2 separate regions of the Homo sapiens genome follow, and region 2 is linked to region 1. A link is a contact called in ENCODE Hi-C or POLR2A ChIA-PET data. All regions are on one chromosome and are shown on one strand. Each heading gives the region's core, a stretch centred on a gene start or an enhancer-like site at or near the end of the contact. The rest is flanking DNA. Distances are from core to core; before and after follow the strand shown. Region 1 holds the start of MCM5 (minichromosome maintenance complex component 5). Region 2 overlaps LOC107985590 (a long non-coding RNA gene).

Region 1 (6,420 bases), core at 1,342-3,841:
GCAGTGAGCTGTGATTGCACCACCGCACTCTAGCATTGGCAACAGAGACCCTGTCTCAAAAAAATAAATAAAAAAAATAAAGGAAGATTGAGGGAGGAAGGGGTGGGCAAGTGATTAGTAGAGTCAGGGAAGTGAAATATTACAAAAGGTTAAGTCAGTGTAAATGCAGTGAGGCTAGCTGTGTCTGCCAGTTGGCAATGATCAAAGTTAGAATTTTTGCCTCCCACAGAGCCTGGGAGACAGAGGTCACATCCTCGGTTGTTGCCTGGAATAAACGGTAAACATTTACCAGCAGCCTTGAGTTTTCTCAGGCAGGCACCTTAGCGGGGGCTGGCTAGAGTCATTTTAGAGATGTTAGCAGCTGTTAGAAACTGTTAGTGTTTGTTTAAGTCTTTTTTTCTTTTCTTTTTTTTTTTTTTTGAGATTAAGTTTCACTCTTGTCGCCCAGACTGGAGTGTAGTGGCACGATCTCGGCTCACTGCAACCTCCGCCTCCCAGGTTCAAGCGATTCTCCTGCCTCAGGCTTCCAAGTAGCTGGGATTACAAGCGCCTGCCACCACGCCCGGCTAAGTTTTGTATTTTTAGTAGACACAGGGTTTCACCATGTTGGCCAGGCTGGTCTTGAACTCCCGCCTCAGCCTCCCAAAATGCTGGGATTACAGGTGTGAGCCACGGCGCCTGGACTGTCTTTTTTTTCTTTTTAGAGATGAGTCTCGCTCTGTCGCTCAGGCTGAAGTGCAGTGGTGCAATCAAAACTCACTGCAGTCTCAAACTCCTGGGCTCAGGCCATCCTCCCACCTTGGCCTCTTGAGTAGCTAGGACAACAGGTGTGCTCCACCATGCCCAGCTAATTAAAAAAAAATTTCAAGCCGGGCGCAGTGGCTCATGCCTGTAATCCCAGCATCTTGGAAGGCTCAGGCGGGTGGATCACCTGAGGTCAGGAGTTCAAGGCTGGCCAACATGGTGAAACCCTGTCTCTACTAAAAATACAAAAAATTAGCCAGGCGTGGTGGCACACACCTGTAATTCCAGCTACTTGGGAAGCTGAGGCAGGAGAATTGCTTGAACCCAGGAGGTGGAAGTTGCAGTGAGCCGAGATCGTGACACTGCACTCCAGCCTGGGCAACAGAGTGAGACTCTGTCTCAAAACAAAAAAAATTATAAAAAAATTTCTAGAGAAGCGGGATCTTGCTATGTTGCCCAGGCTGGCCTCAACTCCTGGACTCAAGGGATCCTCTCATCTTGGTCTCCTGAAGTGCTAGGATTACAGGCATGAGCCACAGTGCCTATAGATCAAGGTTGAGGCTTAGAAGTGAAGGGAGCCCAGAGGAACCTGGCTAGAGTTTGGTCAAGGAGAGTCTTTGTCACCATACTACAGAAAATTAAGCAGCTGTTAAACAGAATGAGGCCGGTCTGGGCATGGTGGCTCACGCCTGTAATTCCAGCACTTTGGGAGGCCGAAGCGAGTGGATCACTTGAGGCCAGAAGTTCGAGACCAGTGTGGGCAACATGGTGAAACCCTGTCTCCACTAAAAATACAAAAATTAGCTGAGCATGGTGGCGCCTGCCTGTAGTCCCAGCTAGTTGGGAGGCTGAGGCAGGAGAATCGCTTGAACCGGGGAGGCAGAAGTTGCAGTGAGCCGAGATTGAGCCACTGCACTCCATCCTGGGGGACAGAGTGAGACTCCCTCTCAACAAATAAATAAACAAATAAAAGCAGTGTGTTAGGGTGCGAGAACCCGGGTCGGGGACGCGGGTGAGCCGCGCGGTAATCGCCCTGTCCTGCCACCAGCTGGAGGACAGGGGCTCCTCAGAGCCTCAGGCCCAGAGAACGGGCCCCACGACCGGGAAGCGAATACTCCACAGGGCACAGTCTCCCAATGCAAAATGGGCACCTGGACCCAATCATTTCTGAACTTCTAGTTTTTTCTCCCTATGGCTATGAAAAGGGTCATTTTTTTTCATAGGACTTTAAAAGAAGGCTTAAGAAAAGCACGCAGGCCTGGCCGGGTAGCTCACGCCAGTAATCCCAGTGCTTTGGGACGTCAAGGCAGGCGGGTCGCTTGAGAGTAGAGTTTCGAGACCTGGGCAAGATGGTGAGACTCCGTCTTTATGAAATATTTTAAGAAAATCACGTACACCTGTGGTCCCCGCTACAAGGGAGGCTGAGGCGGAAGGATTGCTTGAGCCCAAGAGGTTGAGGCTACAGTAAGCCGTGATCCAGCCACTGCACTCCATCCCCGGCAACACAACGAGACCATGCGTCAGGAAAAAAAAAAAAAAACCAAGAAAATAAAAAAGAAACCACCTAAAGGCGTCCTCCGCGCGCCCGCCCCTCCGCCATCTTTGCGTCCGCCCCGTCCTGCGCCGCCACTTCCTTCCCAGCCAGAAGTTTCGCGCCAAATTGTTCCGCACACAAAATGGAGCCCGGAAGGAGGCGAGGTCATGCACTTTGCAGCCAATCATCTTCGGCAGACAGTCCGGGCGGCGGGGCTGGAGGGCTCAGAACGGTCCAATCGCTGGCCGCGAGGCTCCGGCGAACCAATGGGAGCGCAGCGGCTGCGGCGTCCGAACACCGCCTCTTGTTTTTCCCGCGAAACTCGGCGGCTGAGCGTGGAGGTTCTTGTCTCCCCTGGTTTGTGAAGTGCGGAAAACCAGAGGTGAGGCTAGTGGGAGTGGGACTGGGACTGGGAGCCAGCAGGCATCTGGATTTCCGGGTGTAGTTGGAGTGGGACAGGAGTTTCTCGGGAACTGGGGTTGGAGTCCGGGAGCGCGGCCGGGGGTCCCCCTGCTCCGGACTCAGGGCAGGGACCCAGGCGTCGGAGGGGAGGAGGTGCCAGGCGCTGCCCCCAGCCTGTTCTGGCCGTTTGTTCCCACCCCAGGCGCAGTCATGTCGGGATTCGACGATCCTGGCATTTTCTACAGCGACAGCTTCGGGGGCGACGCCCAGGCCGACGAGGGGCAGGCCCGCAAATCGCAGCTGCAGAGGCGCTTCAAGGAGTTCCTGCGGCAGTACCGAGTGGGCACCGACCGCACGGGCTTCACCTTCAAATACAGGTGCGGCTCCTGCGGGGCCGGGGGCTCGAGTTCCAGTGTGGCCGCTCACACGCCTCTACCAGCCTGCTAGAGTCCTGGACAGTCAGGGCACAGATGGGCCCAGACGGGGGAAAGAGCCGGTCCTGGGTCACAGGGCTCATCCCGGCAGCCTCACGCCTTGGTATAAGGCTTTGTGTATTTTGTTTTACTTTATTTTATTTTATTTTATTATTAACGTATTTGTTTATTATTTTGAGACGGAGTCTCGCTCTGTCGCCAGGCTGGAGTGCAGTGGCACGATCTCGGCTCACTGCAACCTCCGCTTCCCGGGTTCAAGCGATTCTTGTGCCTCAGCCTCCCGAGTAGGTGGGACTACCCCCGCCATCACCACGCCCGGATAATTTTTTGTAATTTTAGTAGAGATGGGGTTTCGCCATGTTCGCCAGGCTGCTCTCGAACTCCTGACCTCAAGTGATCCACCCGCCTCAGTCTCCCAAAGTGCTGGGATTACAGGCGTGAGCCACCGTGCCCGGCCTGCTTTGTGTATTTTATCTGTACCTGGAGTTAACTTCTGGGTGAGTCACCTGTTGAGTGGGCCACCAGCAACCAGCTAGCGCCACTTGGACCGTTTAGTTCTTTATCCAGATCTTGTTCCTGTTCATCTGCTTCCTATCATCCTTCCATGTCATGTCTGAGACCTTACAAACTCAAGTTCCCTGTAGGTGTAAAAGGTGAAGATGGCAGTTAGGATTCACTTCACTTCGCTCATTCATTTATTTATACCAGTCTTGCACCTTCATTGATTGAGCACCTGCTGCCTGCCAGATACTGTTCTGGGTGCTGGGCTGCAGCACTGAAGCTGGACCTGGCTCCTGCTTCTAGGTGATTGTACGACCTGTGACATCATGAGAATTCTCATAGGCCCGGCCTCTATCCCTGAAATGTTAAAATGCAGAGAACATGAGGTTGCAGGTTCAGCACTGGCCCATTATTAGCTGAGTGACTTCCAGGTGTCAGTGTCTCTGGGCCTCACCAGGCCAGAAATGGGTAAAGCCATTCCTGCTTTCACTTACTCATGCAGCAGCTGATATTGCCCACCTGTGTGCCAGGCACTGCGCTACAAAGATGAAAAGACGTGCTTCTTGTCCTAGAGAAGCTCCTAAGTCAGAGGAGTGAGTCGTGAAGACCAACAGATAACTTCCACGGTGGTCATTTCCTCCACAGAGGAAGGTGAAAGGACTTAGGGAAGTTTTCCGGGGGGCTGAAGTTTGAGGGGACCTTTGAGCTAAGGTCAGAGTTGCAGGTGTAGAAAGCTTTCTGTCTAGGTAGGAGCAATTGCTTGTGTAGAGGTGTGGGGTGTCCTCACAGCAAGTGGCTTTCAGTAGCAGTCTGGCCATTTTACTGGCTCCTGGACATAAGGGAGACGGGGCTCAGGCCTGTGATACTGCGAGGCTGGGGAACAGCCTGTGCGTTGGTCAGTGGTCCCCAAATATGTTCTTGCCACAGCAGTCACATGGGATGCTCTGCTAAGCATCTGGGCTGGACGCAGTGGCTCATGCTTGTAATTCCGACGCTTTGGGAGGCTGATGCCAATGGATCATTTGACCCCAGGAGTTCAAGACCTGGCTGGGCAACATAGTGAAACCCAGGCTCTATTTAAAAAAAAACAGTCTGACTAGAGGTTGATAAGGCAGATGTGTTTTCTGCTGCCTTGGTGCCTCCAGTTTTTTTGTTGTTTTGTTTTTTGTTTTTTTTTTTTTGAGATGGAGTCTCGCTCTGTCACCCAGGTTTGAGTACAGTGGCGTGATCTTGGCTCACTGCAACTGCTGCCTGCCGGGTTCAAGTGATTCTCCTGCCTCAGTCCCCCAAGTAGCTAGGATTACAGGCATCCGCCACCACACCCGGCTAGGTTTTTTTTTTTGTATTTTTAGTAGAGATGGGGTTTCTCCATGTTGGTGAGGCTGGTACCTTTTTGGTTTTTTTTTTTGAGACAGAGTCTCAGTCTGTCGCCCAGGCTGGAGTGCCCTGGCGAGATCTCTGGTCACTGCAGCCTCCACCTCTGGGGTTCAGGCATTCTCATGCCTCAGTAGCTGGGACTACAGGCGTATGCTACCATGCCCGGCTAATCTTCGTATTTTTAGTAGAGACTGGGTGTTGCCATGTGGCCCAGGCTGGTGTTGAACTCCTGGCCTCAAGTAATCCACCCTCCTCAGCTTCCTAAAGTGTTGGGATTACAGGCATGAGCCACCTCACTGGGCCCCAAGTTTGAGCTGTGTGCATTGTTCTTTTCCAAGAGAAGTTAAAGGCTCTGCGGAGTCCTTCAGTGACAGAACTGGTTTGTTGTTTTGTGCACGCTGGCCTGGGTGTTGAAACATCCTTTGACTGTCTTGTGGACCCCTTCCATGGAGCTTTCTTTAGGGCATGCCTGTGCCAGCAGTGAGTAGCCTCTGCAGGGTTAAATAATGGAATGATCTGGAATTAGATGTGTGTTTGGGAAGAGGAATGGTGAGGTCATGGTGGCTGTGGTGTGGGCAGATTCAGGGGTGCAGGCACACCTCAGCCAGTGTTGGTTTCCTCTTCTTTGCACCCTTCCTGCCCCACCCTGCTATGTGCCCACTCCAGGGATGAACTCAAGCGGCATTACAACCTGGGGGAGTACTGGATTGAGGTGGAGATGGAGGATCTGGCCAGCTTTGATGAGGACCTGGCCGACTACTTGTACAAGCAGCCAGCCGAGCACCTGCAGCTGGTGAGTGGGACCCCATCCCTGAGCTTCCCAGGGCTGCTCTGCCCCAGTTACTAATAGCCTGTGCCCTTCCCTTTCTCCAGCTGGAGGAAGCTGCCAAGGAGGTAGCTGATGAGGTGACCCGGCCCCGGCCTTCTGGGGAGGAGGTGCTCCAGGACATCCAGGTCATGCTCAAGTCGGACGCCAGCCCTTCCAGCATTCGTAGCCTGAAGGTGGGTCGGAGGGCAGTGGCTGCTGCATGGTGCAGAGGGCTTTGGATGCAGCCAGACCTGAGTGCTAGCTGTGTGGCCTTGAGTGAGGCACTTGACCTTTCTGAACCTGTCTCCTCCTGGAGACAAAAGGATCGTTTGTTGTTTTTTGCTTTTTGTTATGAAAAATTACACACCCAAAAGCAGAGAGTAGTATAATGAATCCCATAAAGCTTCACCCAGATTTAATAATTAACATTTTGTGTTGTTTCCTATTTTGTCCTTTTTCTTTTTTGCTAAAGAATTTTAAAGTAAATTCATGCACAGTGGCTCATGCCTCTAATCTTAGCACTTTGGGAGGCCGAGGGAGGAAGATTGCTTGATACCGGGAGTTTGAGACCCTGGCTCTCCAAAAAACAAAACAAAAAAAAAACAAAAAAAACAAAGCTA
Region 2 (5,762 bases), core at 2,929-5,428, 180 kb after region 1:
TGGATGGATGGTGGATGGTGAACAGATGGAAGGAAGGAAGGTGGATGGATGGGTGGATAGATGGATGGATGGATGATGGATGGGTGGGTGGGTAGATAGATGGATGGATGGATGCTGGATGGATGGATGGGTGGGTGGATGGATGGATGGCTGGCTGGATGGATGGATGGTGGATGGATGGGTGGATAGATGGATAGATGGATGGATGGATGGTGGATGGATGGGTGGGTGGATGGATTGATGGAGAGATGAATGGATGGATGGATGGATGGATGGATATGTGAGTGGAATCATTGGGTAGGTGGGTGGAGAGATAAATGCATGGACCAATAAGCAGGCAGATAGAGAGGTGGGAGGACAGAAGACCAGGATGTGGATGGATGGCAGATATTCCTTCCCCTTGAACTGAAGCCAGAGGGATGATGGCAGCAGCTACAGCCTTACCATGGGCATCCTGAGGGTGAGGAAGAGAGGTAGGAGATGATTGTTCACCCAGGGCACCCCTGGAATGAGGCAGTGAGCAGTTGCTTACTGTACCCCAACATCCAAGGTTGGAATGGAAGCCCTAGGAGTGAGATGAGTGGGAGGAAGACACCCGGGCCCACACTCACACGCACACTCCCCTCAACACGGCATGCAGCAGGAGGTCGCCTGGGAGGGGCCCTGCACCCACACCAGAGCAGCAGGCTGCACAGCTTCTTCAGAAAGCGTCAGAGCCACAGCAGAGGAGGACCTCAGCTGCAGAGGCCTTCAGCAGGGCAATCCCAGTGTGCCCCTGGGGACTCCCTGGGTCTCAGCCAGAAGAACAAAATGTCCCCAGTGGGGGACCGTGGCTGCCTCGTGACCATTCCACTTCTCAGATGGCGACCCAGGGTCCAAGGGCCTATTTCAGGCCTTGCGGGTTTTGTTGACAACGAGGCCACCTTGCGATAGCCCCATTTCACGAAAGTGGAAGCTGAAGTCCACCAGTGGATACCATGGTCTGCAGGCTTGGCTGTACCCCCACCATCTCTTTGGTTTCTCCTGGGCCTTGTCCCACTGCTCACCCAACTTGGCCTCTCTGGTGTGGCTTGAACACTCCAGGCAGCCCCACCCCACTTGCTCTTCCGCCTACCTGGTAGGCTTTTCCGCCGAGGACCAACGCGGCCACACCCTCACTTCCTGCATTGCCTGTTTATGGTGCAAGGACTTTTGTCCGTTGGGTTCCTGATGCCCGGTGCATACTCAGGTATCATTTGCTGTAATCCAGTAACCCATGCAGGGATGGTGAGGGTGAGCAATAGTGAGGTGTTGCCCATGTGCCAGGCACAGTGCTCACTCATTTATCCACACAGTGCCACCATGAAGTAGATGCAGTTGCTATCTGCTCCCCTGCAGATGGGAACTCAGAGGCTCAGAGAAGGGGTTTGCTCAAGGTCCCACAGCAAGGCTGCCGCTAGAACATGCTAGAGTCATGTCGAGGGTCATCCCACAAGAGCTTAGGTCCCGAAGCTAGTGGAGTTCTAGCATTGCCACCATGGGACGTTGACCTTGGCAAGTCCCCTCTTTTCTCTGAGCCTTGTTTTTTTTTTTTTTTTTCTGAGATGGAGTCTTGCTCTGTCGCCCAGGCCAGAGTGCAGTGGCGCGATCTCGGCTCACTGCAACCTCTGCCTCCCGTGTTCAAGCAATTCTCCTGCCTCAGCCTCCCGAGAAGCTGGGATTACAGATGCCCGCCACCACACCCAGCTAATTTTTGTATTTTTAGTAGAGATGGGGTTTCACCATGTTGGCCAGGCTGGTCTCAAATTCCCGACCTCATGATCTGCTCACCTCGGCCTCCCAAAGTGCTGGGATTACAGGCGTGAGCCACTGTGCCCGGCCCTGAGCCTTGATGTTTTCATCTGTAAAATGGGACAGTAACAGCCTCTCCTTGGCAGGGCTGTTTTGAGAATCAAGGCTGGCAGTGGTGTGAATGTTTTATGGAAAAGAATCATGCCTGTGTCGCTGGGTGTTACGGCGCTACCTGTGTCTCCAGCTGCCTGAGCAGAGAGAGCCCGTGGGGCCCCTTGGTCTGTCACACAAGCCCAGGGTTCCAGGCTCAATTTAGGATAATCCAGAATAATGCTACCAACTGGCTGCAGATCAGAGGTCAAATTCCTTTTTCTGGGCCCCTCTTTCCTCCCAGCTCCACTGGGACGCTGCCTCCAGGGGACTTCTCACAGCTGTCTGGACCAGACCTGCCTGGGAGGAACAGGGTGAGCGGGGACAGGAAGGCCTCGGACTTTTCCCAGGCTGAAGACCTCCAAGAAGCCACTCTCCCATTCCTCCGCTCCAGCTGGGCAGGCTTCTGATGTGGCTTTCCCAGACCCTGCTGGCCCCTGTCTGCAGCGGATACACACAGAGGAACAGCGCTCAAGAGGGGGAGGGAAGGGCCTTTGAATAGGAGGACTCATGAGGGCTCCAGGCCTGCACACACCCTGTCAGCTTGGGGTGCAGGTTGCAGATCTCTCAGGCAATGCCAGGCCTCAGTTTCCTCACCTGGAAAATGGGTTTGGACTGGATGACTTCACCCAGGATGCCCAGTGCTAGACACTAGAACAGACCGAGCAGCCCAGGACCTTCCCCCAAGTTCGCTCCCTGGACCCCTTTCACCTCTGCAAGATAGGGGCCATTCCCTACCTCTGGCCTCAGTCTCCACCTCTGTAAAATGGGCTGGCTGAACTGGAAGATCCCGGAGGGTCCTTTCCTCTCTGCCATTCTGTTGTAGCTGGAAAAGGAAAACGGGGTAGTGCTGGGAAGGAAAGAACATTTAGTGAGCTGCAACTGTATACCGGGTGTTTTTATACGTTATCTCAGTTCTCTGTGCCTTATTTTCCTATTGCTTCTGTAACAACTTACTATAAACTTGGTAAATTAAAACAACACACATTTATCACCTTATAATTCTAGAGGTCAGAAGTCCAAAACTAGTGTCACTGTGTTAAAGGCGTCAGCAGGGCTGGTTTTCCTTGTCTTTCAAGATAGAATCAATGCTCTCTTCATTCCCACATCACATGGTCTTTTCTCCCGTTTCCTCAGTCTCATCTCTTTCTCTCTCTTTTTTTTTTTTTTTTTTTGAGATGGAGTTTTGCTCTTGTTGCCCAGGCTGGAGTACAGTGGTGCTATCTCGGCTCACTGCAACCTCCCCTTCCTGGGTTCAAGTGATTCTCCTGCTGAAGCCTCCCAAGTAGTTGGGATTACAGGTGCATGCCACCACACCCAGCTAATTTTTGTATTTTTAGTAGAGACAGAGTTTCACCATGTTGGTCAGGCTGGTCTCGAACTCCTGACCTCAGGTGATCTCTCTGCCTTGGCTTCCCAAACTGTTGGGATTATAGGCATGAGCCACCATGCCTGGTCATCTCATCTCTTTCTTCCTACTGCCACATGCCTGCCTCCCTCATAGAAGGATCCTTGTGGGGACATTAGGCTCACCTGACCAATCCAGGATAATGTCCCTATCTCCAGATCCTTAACTTAATTACATCTGCAGAATTCCCTTTGCTGGATAAGGTACGATTCACAGGTATTTGGGGGATTAGGACGTGGGTATCTTTGGAGGACTCTCACTCAGCTTGCCACATCCGTTCACACAAGGCTGTCATGGAGCTCAGCTTCCAACCCCAGTGCCTGTGACTTTGTAGCTGTGTGGCCTTGGGCAATGACCTAACTTCCTTGGCTCTCAGTCTCCTCATCCATAAAACAGAGGTAATGATGAGGATTATTAAGACAGTGCAGGGGCCAAGCACAGTGGCTCACACCTGTAATCCCAGAACTTTGGGAGGCCGAGGCGGGTGGATCACCTAAGATCAGGAGTTGGAGACCAGCCTGACCAACATGGAGAAACCCCGTCTCTACTAAAAAAACAAAAATTAGCCAGGTATGGTGGCAGGTGCCTGTAATCCCAGCTACTTGGGAGGCTGAGGCAGGAGAATCATTTGAACCTGCGAGTTGGAGGTTGTGGTGAGCCGAGATGTACCATTGCACTCCAGCCTGGGCAACAAGAGCGAAACTCCATCTCAAAAAAAAAAAGAGTGCAGAGGACTCTCTGAACACGGGGTCTGCTGCTGCTGCTGAGTGAATGTATACAGTGATAGTAACGCTGATAATGAATCACCCTTGTTTATTGCAGCTACTCGTACCAGACACTGAGCTGAGTGTTGAGTTTATGTAGGTGAGCCACGTTGACATGAGCCTGGCCCTCGTGGAACGTACTAGAGAACCAGGAAGACAGACTTAGAATAAATAGTCACACAAATCATTAGGGAATTATCAGAGCAGCCCAAAGCCACACAGCTGGGAAGAGGAGAAGTGGGTGGGATTCACACCCAAGTCTGTCTGATTCCCAAGCCCTTATTTTTCCATGATACTCCCAGCCTCTTGAGGCTGGTGGAGGCCAAGCCGAGGACCAGAGATGGGAAATGACTTGCCAAAGGTCACACAGTGAGAGAACAGTCCATTGCAGACCCAGATCTCTGGGCATCCTGCCTAAGGCTCCTCCCAGAGGAGATTCTGAGACGTAATACTAAATTACAAAGTAACACTAATAACTAGTGTGGCAGCTAATGCTGTGGAAGCTTGCTCTGTGCCCGGAGGCAGAATGGACATTTTACGTGCCCAGTATCATTCAGTTTCCACGATGCACAGGAGAAGAGACTTGGTACCCTATTTCACAGAGAAAGAACCTGAAGTCTCAAAGGGGTGCTATGAAATGCCTAGGGTCACCAGCGAACTAACTGCTAAGCAGAGAGCCAGGATGTTCTCTAAGAGCAGGGCCTGGCTCAGAACTCCCCAGTTCAAATTTGTCTGACCCCCACCCCTGTCCCTAACTCCTGCACATCCTGCCTGCGCCCACTGGCAGATCTTCAGGGGCTCCTGCCAGTGGGAGGAGGGAGGTGGCTGTGGTCCTTAGGGTGTAATCCCACAGGTGGAATTCCTCCTGAGGTCAGCCTGCAGGGAGACGGGTGACACGCTGGTGCCATCTAGTGGCCTTAAAGAGACATGCTGCTTCCCCCGGGAGCCGCAAGGTACCCCACAGAGATGCAGGGAGATAGTAATACATAAGGTCCTCATCCTCCACCCAGCTGGACCCCGGTAGCAAACTGACAAAGCTGAGCTAAAAGTGTTCGAAATGATCCTCCTCATTTTGCAGCTGAGGAAACAGAGGTTCAGAGAGGAGACCGACACACCCCAGCCCAGTCAGGGGCAGACGCAGGTGGCTGGAGGGACTGGCAGGGAGGTGGGGCTTGCCCTGAGCCTTAGCAGGGAGTCTGTCCAGCCACTGGGAGGCCAGGACAAGACAAGTGAGCTCTTCGTGGAGACTCCAGTTTTGGTCTGGGGATGGGTAGGGGGCACTGGCCTGGGACAAGGAGGAGGGTATGGCTAGTAGGAGCTGGATTATGGGCCAGTGCCTGAGGAAGGGAGGAAGAAGGCTGGTAAGAGACAGAGTGTCCTGGATGATCACCAAGGCTCCTCCGTAGAGAAATCCCATGATCTAAGGCCAAACATGGCTGGAGAAACCCCAGGATTCTTAGAAACAAACATGGCTAATGAAATTCCATCATTCTAAGGGACAAACATGGCTGGAGAAATCCCAAGATTCTAAGAGGCATAGGAACTTGATACATTGTTCATTCCATCAACAAACCATCACTGACCATGCACTCTGGGCCTTCCCCATAAGGGACGCTCAAGACCCACAGACCAACCAGATCTGGTCCCTGCTCTGCCGGATTCCACAGCCC

What was found. Hi-C counts contacts between places; a loop is a spot of excess contacts on that map. ChIA-PET counts read pairs that join two places held with the same protein, here RNA polymerase II (POLR2A). Pooled maps may share reads with other maps.
Region 2: a loop to region 1 is called in a map of Caki2, with 6 times the contacts of the local background. The contact joins the enhancer-like site here to the promoter of MCM5 in region 1. A Hi-C loop is called at or near these places in 3 of 168 maps with a recorded cell type or tissue (B cell, Caki2 and GM12878), 13 of 37 single-sample maps with no recorded cell type and 10 of 50 pooled maps. POLR2A ChIA-PET finds 5 or more read pairs at or near these places in 4 of 52 experiments (AG04450, BJ, Caco-2 and 1 more).

What each region holds. Positions count from the first base shown.
Region 1 is chr22:35,397,549-35,403,968 of GRCh38, forward strand. It overlaps MCM5 (minichromosome maintenance complex component 5), which reads left to right and starts at 2,592. Exons shown (of 17, transcript NM_006739.4): 1 at 2,592-2,660; 2 at 2,883-3,057; 3 at 5,659-5,785; 4 at 5,866-5,994. The coding sequence starts at 2,891. RefSeq lists enhancers at 2,137-2,186, 2,197-2,356.
Region 2 is chr22:35,578,242-35,584,003 of GRCh38, forward strand. It overlaps LOC107985590 (a long non-coding RNA gene), which reads right to left. Exons shown (of 5, transcript XR_007068163.1): 4 at 2,659-2,770. Among named protein-coding and RNA genes, the nearest start is that of MB, 36 kb to the right of the region's middle. RefSeq lists enhancers at 2,295-2,794, 4,769-5,270 and a silencer at 5,010-5,089. Within about 2 kb of position 4,179, at least 5 of the 41 ENCODE cell types and tissues checked have a DNase peak (open chromatin) inside an H3K27ac peak, as active enhancers do.